Linked DNA regions of Mus musculus: region 2 is linked to region 1. A link is a contact called in ENCODE Hi-C or POLR2A ChIA-PET data. All regions are on one chromosome and are shown on one strand. The core of a region is the stretch at or near the end of the contact, and the rest is flanking DNA. Distances in the headings are between cores, read along the strand shown.

The links. Hi-C counts contacts between places; a loop is a spot of excess contacts on that map. ChIA-PET counts read pairs that join two places held with the same protein, here RNA polymerase II (POLR2A).
Region 2: a map of gastrocnemius shows a loop between it and region 1 (9-fold over the local background). The contact joins the promoter of Frk here to the promoter of Nt5dc1 in region 1. A Hi-C loop is called at or near these places in 1 of 37 maps with a recorded cell type or tissue (gastrocnemius). POLR2A ChIA-PET finds 5 or more read pairs at or near these places in 3 of 5 experiments (Patski and embryonic stem cell).

Annotation. Positions count from the first base shown.
Region 1 is chr10:34,415,882-34,421,085 of GRCm38, reverse strand. Nt5dc1 (5'-nucleotidase domain containing 1) reads left to right here and starts at 2,535. Exons shown (of 12, transcript NM_176968.5): 1 at 2,535-2,725. The coding sequence starts at 2,633.
Region 2 is chr10:34,479,747-34,485,480 of GRCm38, reverse strand. It overlaps Frk (fyn-related kinase), which reads right to left and starts at 2,081. Exons shown (of 9, transcript NM_010237.3): 1 at 1,893-2,081; 2 at 1,112-1,736. The coding sequence starts at 1,476.

The sequences.
Region 1 (5,204 bases), core at 1,286-3,785:
TGACACGCTCAATTTTCTAGAGGACTTTCTCCTGTTCCTATTCCAGATTTGTTTGAGGCTCATTATAACAGAAAAGTTGTCAATGTGATTTCAAATGAGTCCATTAGGTATTATAAGCAAGCACCCTAACTAATTGCACTATCCATTGAACTATAATTAACAGAACTAATTTGGTCTATTTACCTTCTAAGAGTTAGTATCTGTAAGGGTTAAGTGAAATTCTCAACTATTTATATCATTATGCCATTTCAATTGCTCTTTCTCACTAGAGAAAAGTTTTTTTTTTAATTTAGAGTAACAGTATGAAGATTTGTATTTTCTCATTTAAATGGAGAAGTATGAGACAAAAAAAGACTTAATATACTTGTTTTTTCACATGCAGAGGCTGAAAGTTAAATGGTTCTGACATCCTTTGTCCCAACTGTATTGAGTTTTCTGAATCTAAAATAGTGTAATCCTGAATCAGGCAAATCATCACTCCTACCACTCTGTACTGCCTGCTCACAAAAGTTCTGGGTACAAAACTTTTTTTTTTTTTTTGATGAATTCCATTCATCAATGACATTTTTGATGTCTTCATAGAAAAACTCAATTAAAAGCAGGATAATCAAATAACCACCAGTGTAATGGGCTATTTCCTGGTTGTTAGCTTGACTATATCCGAAATGAACTACAATCCAGAACTGGAGGGCTCACCTGTGATCCAGATTTTGAGGCTGGAAGACACAAGTTTCTGATCTGGCTCTTGTCATGGAGATCTTGAGACATGATGACCGTGAAAAGCTTAGGCTCAGGCAAGGTAGTACAGGCCTTTAATCCCAGGAGACTGAGGCAAGGTGATATCTGGATTCAAGGTCAGCCTGGGACAAAGCAAGTCCTAGATCCAGGCATGGTGGTATGCACCTTTAATCTGAGCCACACTTTCTCATAGAAGCCTACCCAGGGACATTGGAAGAAGGAAGATTCACTCTTTTTCTTTTTCTTTTTTATTAATATTTTTTATTACTACGTATTTTCCTCAATTACATTTAGAATGCTATCCCCCATACCCCCCACACACACACACTTCCCTACCCACCCATTCCCATTTTTGGGCCCTGGCATTCCCCTGTACTGGGGCATATAAAGTTTGCGTGTCCAATAGGCCTCTCTTTCCAGTGATGGCCGACTAGGCCATCTTTTGATACATATGCAGCTAGAGTCAAGAGCTCCGGGGTACTGGTTAGTTCATATTGTTGTTCCACCTATAGGGTTGTAGATCCCTTTAGCTCCTTGGATATGTTCTCTAGCTCCTCCATTGGGGGCTTTGTGATCCATCCAATAGCTGACTGTGAGCATCCACTTCTGTGTTTGCTAGGCCCCAGCCTAGTCTCACAAGACCTACTTCTACAGAAGACCAGTTCAAACAACTAGCCTCACGGGACGGAGCAACTACCAAACTCTTCGAATTCCTATTAACAGTTGACCAATGCTCGGTGAGTTGAACTACAGACTATAAGTCATCACAATACATTCCTTTAATATATAGAGAACTCATTCCATAAGTTCTGTGTCTTTAGAGAACCCTGACTAATACAACCAGCCTTGGTGTTTTTGGTAAGGTGGTCTTCCATAATACGTAATATATTTTTTAATGCATTCCAATGGCTGAAATGATGCCAGGAATGTCTTTCATGTCTTATTACCAAACTATAGAGTAATAAAGCTGTTGATTCAACTTTCAAAGTCCACTTACCAAACTGTATGCTAAAGGGGTCTGTATTAGTCAGAGTTTTACTGCTGTGAACAGACACCATGACCAAGGCAAGTCTTATAAAAAACAACATTTAATTGGGGCTGGCTTACAGGTACAGAGGTTCAGTCCATTATCATCAAGGTGGGAGCATGGCAGCATCCAGGCAGGCATGGTGCAGGCAGAGCTGAGCGTTCTATGTCTTCATCCAAAGGCTGCTAGTGGAAGACTGACTTCCAGGCAACTAGGGTGAGGATCTTATGCCCACGCCCACAGTGACACACCTATTCCAACCTGGTCACACCTATTCCAACAAGGCCACACCTCCAAATGGTGTCACTCCCTAGTCCAAGAATATACAAACCATCACAGGGTCCAACAGTTATTTGTGCTCATAATTTTCTCACACACTGCTCCCACACTCAAGCCTCAAGGGATGAGGTTTCACTGGTATCATTTAGTAGTGTGGCGCCTGAAAAATGAACGAGAATTCCCACTAATTCTGTGAAACCTTAAGCTACATTAAGGACATTGGCTAGCAGGGTCCTAGTTGAGCATTTTAGCTCCTGCTGCACTGTACTAGCTGGAAGCAAGCCGTGGAACTGGCCTGAACCAGCCAGCAAAACTGGGGCGATCCAGGAGGCAGACAGGCCACTGACTTGGAGACGCGGGAGTGTGCTCAGAACCCGCCCTACTTGACTAGCTCCTCCCGACCAGACCACGCCCCGCCCGTCTGTCTTATATAAGCCTCCGCCCCGCCAAGCTCCGCCCCGTCAAGCCCCGCCCCGTCAAGCCCCGCCCCGCTCCGCGTCCTGCCTGCGAGTTACGCTTGTAGAGTCCCGGCAACTTCTCGCATGCTCTACCGGCCTTCCGGTCTGCGTTACCCGCCGCTGCCCTGCCATGGCTCAGCACTTCTCCCTGGGCGCCTGCGACGTGGTCGGCTTCGATCTCGACCACACGCTGTGCCGCTACAACCTGCCCGAGAGCGCCCGGGTGAGTGGCACGGACAGCCTCTAAAGGCGGCTGTGTAGAGTGTCGTAGGTCCCCGGCCGCTGGGCGGAAGTGTACTTTCAGGGGTTCTGCGGTCTTGAGGAGGAAGCCAGGGGCAGAAGATAGCGCAAGACCGAGCCGGGAAGCCGACTTGTAGAACCCTGAAAAAGCGGGGTCAGGGGCTTTGTGTGTCATTTGTTGATCCCAGGCCCTATTATTTTTTCCAACTCCTCTGGGCACCAGCTGAGTGGGTACAGCCACTTGTTTTGAACTTCAAGAAAACATGGCTGCATCTTTCCTTTTGCACACCCAAGTAATCACCTGTCAGAGTTTAAGTATTTCATACAGGGAGAGACTGTATAATAAATAGTATTGTGAGAAACACTGGGAGAAGTCGTTAACATCTTAGACCTCCTTTTGTCTTTACCAAGAGAAGAAAACAAGCATTTATTGTGCACGTACTACTTGATCTGTGCGTTTTAAATAAAGTTGTAATCTCAACAGAATCTACCCAGAATATGAGGGGATTAGATTGCTTTATTTGTAGGCTTATACCCTCATCTTAATCGCCCTGCTTTCTCTGACCCTTTGGGTTCACAAGAAACTAAAGAATTAAGAATATCACAGTGAGAAGTCTAAGCAGGACTCTGCAGTCAAAGTCCCTGGTTCGGGACCCTGGCACCAAGTGCCTAGCCCTGTGACACTGGGCAAATAATCTGGGTTCCTTCTCAATTAACCTTTCGAGGATTAAGTGTGCAGCCGATTGTTTGCTATTACGGTTAGCACCCACCACATCACTAGTGCAGACCACAGTCAGTGTAGTCCTGTCAGTGCCCCAGTTGGTCAGATTCTCCAAAATCAAAAATGAGGCTCCTGAATCACTCCGGTGTGTTTTCAAGCATACAGATGCTTTAAAAAAAAAAAAAGGTGTGTGTCCCTGCTGGGGCTCTGTTTTGCTTGCCAGTTGCACAGATCTCATTTCCTTTCTCATAGTTTAAAGACATTTAAGTCTTGGTCCTTTGGCTACTCTTTCAGAGTGTTCTCTGGGTGCTAATTTCTTTCCTTCCACGGCGTTCAGATTCCAGTCTGGTTCATCTTATGCCCTTCATCTGTATTCACTGTCGTTCATGGAGAATGTTGTTTAACCTCTGTCATGTTAAAAAGCCAGTTTTGTGCGTGTGTGAGCATACACATTTTAGGATAGAAGATTCAGAAGATACTCTACTGCAAGTTTTGAATCGCAGTGCTGATTAAAGGCTGAAAACGATACCCTGGTGAATCTTGGTTATGCTTGGTATAGAAATCCTAAGTCTCACCGAGTGCTGAACACCAGGACATAGTTAGGGACACACATCAACCACACACAAGTAGGAGCCTCTCTGTGGTTAGCAACCTGTTACCAGAAAGACGATGTAAAGTTCTTTTGCATTCTTATGGGGGAGAGGAGTATTTGCCAAGGCTTGCTATTGCCTGTCCCGGAGGGAGGGTCTCTTCCCTTCCATTCAGTGTCTCTTCATCATGTGGGGTCTCATCTTAAGTACTTAAATTATGAAATCACCCTCCCACCGCCGTCCTTCTCTTCCCTCCTAGGAAGCCTTTTGTGTCACCACTTACAATTTCTTTAAACCTTACTTCTCCAAATGCTCAGCAGAAGCTTTATATATTCTAGTTACTCTTTGGACTCCCCCACCCCCAGCCCCCGAGAGCCTCTGTCTTCTGAGTTACAGAAAACAGTGTTTTCTATGTCTTGAGCATACTGGGCTTAGTGATTTACGATGTGGTTGGAATTAACTGAATATGATGACACAGTCACTTTTTTTCCCCCTTTTTGGTATGGTGTATGTATGTAAAAGTAGCTTTTGCTCCCCTCACGTCATTGTTGGCTTCATCTGCTAGTCTAGGCCTAGTCTTGGAAGGTTCTAGCCTATGTACAATCTTATCGAGGCCTAGAAGGTTTAGTCTCTGAGACTTACTGCTTTCTAGCTCTTTCTGAGCTTTAGCTGGCTGGTTCAACTTAACTGTTCTGGCTCAAAACTCCTCTCCAAACCGACTGCTTCCATCTGGCCTTTCTCTAGGCCTCTAACTGAATGCCCTGCCTGGCCTCAGACTAACTTTGGCAGTATGTTCTTAGCTGGCTCCTTCTCATTCTCTAACGTGTTCTGTGTTCACCTGTGTCTAGCTTGTTCTCTCTCTGCAACCTGTCTCTGTAAAACTCTCCCAGTTCTCTTTCTCTCTTTGCACAGCCCTTCAAGTAGCTTCCCTTTCCTCTCTCTTCTGCGAGTTGGGCATATCCTATTCTGTTGATTCATCACTTTATCTGCCACTCAATTAGATATCACTTTCAAACTTGGATGTTTCCTTCTAGAAACTAACTTTACCTTCATTGTTGGGATTAAAGGGGTGTATTTAGGGTGTATCTGAATTCCAGCCAGAGGGATTAAAGGTTTGTGCTAAGACTGAGCAACACCACAATTAGAAACAG
Region 2 (5,734 bases), core at 832-3,331, 65 kb before region 1:
TCCCTCCCTCCCTCCCTCCCTCTTTCTCTGGAGGAAATATTTAGTTTGGCTCATAGTTACTGAAGGTTTTAATCTGTCATGGGACAGCAGGCATAGTGCTTAAGTTCAGGGTGGAAAGAGCATGTGACAGACTGTATGGTGTAGCAGTAAACACAGGAGCAGGATGGAGTAAAGGCTAGCTACACTCTGCAGAGGCCTGCCCACCACCCAGGCACAATTTCTTAAAGCTTCCACAGACTTCAAACGCAGCGCCACCAGCTGGAGAAAAAGTTTCAGAACCTGAGCTTGCAGGGACATTTCCGTCTGTAAGATGTATTAAACAACCTTTTGTAGTCCATTTCTTACAAGGTTAGATCATTGTTTAACCTCCACGATCAGAGACAGATAACTAGAACTGAGGCAAAAAGCAATAATTAGATGTGTTCATCATCGGCCCCCCTTCTAAAATCACTTTTTCAGGATGAAATCTTAGTCTAGTATTGAAAGAAATATCTCCGTGATTTTTCTTCTTAAAATTTGCTGTCTATACCTGGCCACTTTTTAATCCTAAAAACCAAAAGCTATTTTCGTAATTTGAATATACCTCAGGATCTAGGAACACCAAGAAAGTTTTCTCTGTTATGATTTCACCAGGAAAAAAAAAAAAAAAAAAAAAACTACTACTGTGTAGTTGTTTTGTTGTCTTTGTAAATTAGCCCACTTGTGAGCCTACCATAATGGAAATGGTTGTGGTCAACTGCAGGATTTGTAGCATTAGTTTGGAATGCTTGGAAAGTTTACACTAACTAAACAAATAGCCTCCGATTTTAGATTTGAAAGTAGGTTTAGGAGAGACTATAGCTGCCCGTAAATGAAAATGTAGTTCTATTGAAAGTGAGGCAGAGGGAGAGTATTAGATGGACCATAGGTGTGCCCACTATAATCAAAGTCATTTTAGCAGTTCTCTCTCACTTTGCGAGAAAGACATGCTTCAATTAACAGCTTCTAGAATGCCTTTCCATACACTGGACCGATCTGTGAATGAGAGTCCGTGGATAGGAAGGAAGGAGAGTCAGAGTTCAGTATCCAACCCCGAAAGAATCAAGAAAAAAGTATGGCCGGTGCTACTCACGGCTCTGCCTGGAGACTCCGGTCCTCCGCCACGTAATTGGAAGGAATGTAGCCCTGTAGCTGCTGACCTAAGCCGGTTCCCTTCTTCTCCAAATGTCTGGCCAACCACCAGCCCTCATGCGAAGTGTCCAAGACTTGGAGTTTGTCGCCGGCACGGAAGCTCAGGTCCTCTGCAGTACGTGCTTGGTAATCAAACAGAGCCACAAAATACTGGCCATGGCTTCTCTCGGGCTCTTGTGACCTGGGAGCCTCTGGGGGACAGAAGGCCCCTGGATTCTCAATTACTACTGACTTGTCTGCCTCTTGAGACCAGCACGGGAGAAAAGGCTGCAGGTATGCCCAGAGTCTCACACAGACGCTGCCCATGGTGTTGTTCTAGCTTAGTAGTTGTAGGAGAGGATAGTCCTCTCCCCACAAGCTGTACAGAGCCACGGTCCTCCACCAGGCAGCTTCCAAATCAGCTGCAACTCACCATACCTCCCGCTTCGGATCTCTCCTCTCTCCGGCAGATCTGGGCTTGGCCAAGACACTCACAGCTGGCTTTCTGTTTGTAGCTGCTGCCCTGAGGCAAAACCAAGAGAGGACTGAGCTGGAGGTCCAGTGGGAAGGTGCTTCTTCCTGACTGCCTGGGCACCGAACAATAAGTAAAATAAAAAGGGTTTTATTTAGAGGGACATTTGAGAACAAAGAACAGCCACCTCTCCCTCTGTCCCCGGAAAAAGTTAGAGAGAGACTAACTCCAGGAACAAGCTCCCAGCCCGGCCTGCTCCAGCTGCTCTCACCCTGCTTCAAGCCTGCAGCTGAGAGAGTTCTGCTCTCTCCGGAGCTTTCCTTCTTGCTAATGAATAACCAGGCCGTGGAGGTTATCGCCTTTAACATCCTGAGCTGTACAGACTGTAATAATTCCTCCTAACTTCCTGGTTTCTTTTTGTCTGATCTAAAAGGAACTCCCAGGTCAGCTTTCCCGCTCCCTCCTCCCACACCCAGGATAGACCAGCCCCCTTACCAAGAAGCCAGATTCTTAAAGCAGCCAAAACCCAGAGAAACAGGCTAGCCCAGATGGCTATCTGTCTTGCTATATTCCCTACACAGAATGCAAGGCAGAGATTTATTTCCTCACAAATATGAGTAGGATTGTTTTGATACTGGTAGAGAAAATTTTAAAAGGAGAAAACTGGGTGTTTAGGTAGGATCTGCCAGACATGTGGCAATTGAAAAAGAGCCTTTGAGTCCCTACCATTTTTTTTTTTAATCACTAGGAATAGATTTTAATAGCCTCAGAAGTTTCTGGTGAAAAAAAAAAGAGTAGCAAAGCAGCTGGGCAAAATGCTGAGAACCCGAAAGGCTGCTTTTTCCCACAGAGACATCTCATTCCTGACCCCTTACATCGCTATTTCTGTAGCACGTGTACCCAAGCACACACAGGAGAAACAGGTGGCAGGCTGATAAGAGCATTTGTAGAGATGCTGTCTCTTCAAGTTGGACTTCAGGTCCATAGTCATGCTGACTCCGTGGGGTTGTGGTGAGACCTCAGAACAACTCAGGCTCAGGTTAAGATAGACATTCTGGGACTGCAGCACTGAGGGCCAGCAGAAAAAAATGGAAACAGGCAACCTCGGGAGGGGACCATTTCTTAAGGGAAATAAGGTTGCAAATGACAAAGCAGGCCGCAATGTTCTTTGTCTTCCACATATATGTACACCCATACATAGACACATATCCATCACACATGGCTCACACACACACACACACACACACACACACACACATAAAGCCAAATTCTGAGACATATTTTGTTTTATTTTAATACCATGAGACCTAAAACAGACTGCACGTGTAATTCCTTATTTTACACAGAAATGAAAATAGTGATCATGATACCAATGAATCATAACAAATATTCTGTACCAAACACCATGAACTGTGAAAGTGTGGTATCTTCTTGATTTCTTTAAACATGGCTTACAGATGCTGTGGTCTTTCCTGGGACATCTACATGATGTAGAAACAGAAAGAATGAGAAGGTCTACTAAGCACAGGTGGACCCAAACTCAACTTTAAGTGGATTTAAGACTCCAAACCCTTTGCTATTCTAAATTTTTGTTTGTTTGTTTGTTTTTGGTTTTGGTTTTTGGTTTTTTCGAGACAGGGTTTTTCTGTATAGCCCTGGCTGTCCTGGAACTCACTTTGTAGACCAGCCTGGCCTCGAACTCAAAATCTGCCTGCCTCCTGCCTCCCGAATGCTGGGATTAAAGGTGTGCCCCACCACACCCAGCCTTGCTACCCTAAATTTAAATATACCTTCACTGTGACTAGGTCAAAACATTGTGGGAAATGACAGTGACAAACAGCCCATCCCATCCCCTGAGGAGGTGAAGAGACTTAAATAGCACCAACAACCCAAGGATGTCAGGAAAGCAGTGGCCTGGGAACCTGACCCAGTGTGAGAAGATTTTTTCACGTCGGTGACAGTGGAACTCTCCTGGGCACCCAAGCTTGATGCCTGACAGGTGTCTTTGACACCTTCTCTGGCTGCTTTCAGCAAGTCAGTCACCTATGTCTGCTCAGCCTTCTTTTCATTTATTCCACACAAAAAAACAAAACAAAGAAACAAACACACAAACTCCATCTGAATGACAACTGGTCACTGAACAGGAAATAGAAAATTCCACAGTCTTCAATGGCCTCTCTTACTCCCGGTCATTCATCTCCGGCTTGCCTGAATCCTGAGGTGAATGGCCAGGGACTGGCAAGAGCACAGCAGCCATATGTATCGGCATTCAAGGGTTTTCTGTGTTCCCAGAACCACACTAGGAATGTTGTAAATGATTCAGTATTTAAAGAACAAGGTCTATGAAGGAGCTATGTAATTCTGTTTTGTTTTGAGAAAAAAACTGAGGCTGAGACAGGTTAGGTGACTTGCCCAAGCGGCCAGAGCCACCAGTCAGTTGAACCATGAGTAGTGAATACCCTGCAGACCCGGAAAATATAAATCCTTGGTTTTGTCAACTCAATAAACAAATAGGTAGAGAGAGAGAGAGAGAGAGAGAGAGAGAGAGAGAGAGAGGTAGATAGATAGACCTAATGCATCGTGAAGGCTAAACTCTCCAGCAGCCTTCAGCGTATTTGGAATGAAAACTAAACTCAAAACAAACAAAGCCCCATAACTCCCCCAATGTCATGGTCTTTCACTCCTGTTATCAATTCCCAAATCTGCTTGCTACCAATAGCTCCTGAAAACAGAGTCCACATTCCCTACTATGACACAGCCTTCCTCCGCTCACCCCTCCCCCCCATGACTTATTTCCTTGTCATTTTTCCACATTGGCTTGAGTGGCATCTTCTCTAACATAATAGGTTAGTACTTTGTGCCCTGCTGATGTCTGACACCAACTTTTACTTGGCTTCTCAGTGAGCCCCTCTTGGTTCCCTTAGTATTTGCTTTCTCAGACTAAAACCCTGTTTTCTGAACCTTTGATGCTTCTCAGAATGTCTCCAATGTAAGTAGTAGAATATTTGTGAATGACTTAGTTCACAAGAATGGAAAGTGAGAGATGCATATGGAGAGGGGGAAAGGGCAGAGAGGGTGAGGACAAAAAGGAAAGGAGGAGAAGTATAGGAGGTGGGAAATGGGTTTAATGGGTTTGAGGTGAAACCACACTTTTGAAATACCTGCACAAAGTGAAAGAGAGTCTGGAGGGTGAAAATGGCCTCAACATAAGGATTTTTGAAGTTATCTCTCTGATTTTAGACCCTTACTGAACCAGCTGCCCAGACCAGCTTTCCTTCCTCTGGCAACTGTCCCCTCTAATCCCTATACCAAGCTTCCAAAGAACATTAGTAAAGTTTGTCTGTTGCACAGTAACTTTCAGCAGATCCTCACTGCCTGAAAAAAAATATGGCTTGGAATCAAAGCTGAGGAATGTACACTTTATCTGGACTTTATCAGACATGGCCTTTCGACATCATCCCGCTCCATTACATCCCTGCATTAGTCCTCCAGCTCAACCAAATTGCTTTATTGAGGCTCCCAGTAAGCCTTATCTGTTGCTACATCTAGTTCTGTCTCCTCTGACATTCTTTTCTCAGCATTCCTTCTCCTCCCAGAAGATGCTGGTCTGCATTTCAAAGTCTGAATAAATTCCTATTACTTCCTTAAAGGCCTTACTGGGCATCCCAGCCAAAACAAACTTCCCTTCCTCTGAGACTTTTCTGGCTCTGAATGCCCTGCTCCTAGTAGCCACTGTAAATTTAACACTCCTCCTGTGTCTGGTTTTCAGAGTGTTGTGACATGAACTCCCACTGCTGTTTGGTAGCATTTCTGCGCCAGTTCATGGCTTGTCAGGTCCTTCGGTCTCCACACTACTGTTAGGTCACTCACCAGTCTGCAGGCTCAGTGGACTCCACCTGCTAAAATTTTGTCTAAGTTCTGCCCACAGTTGCCTGGCAACAGCCAAGTACGCCTGACTCAATATAAAAGAGGCTGTTTGCCCCCTCCTCTCTCTCTTGCTCTCTTGCCTTCTTGCTCCCCACTCTGTCTTCCTGTTCCTTCCCCTTCTCTCCCCATTCCCCTCCCCCTTTTCTCTTCATGAGCTCATGGCCAGCTTGACTCATCTTCTCTCTC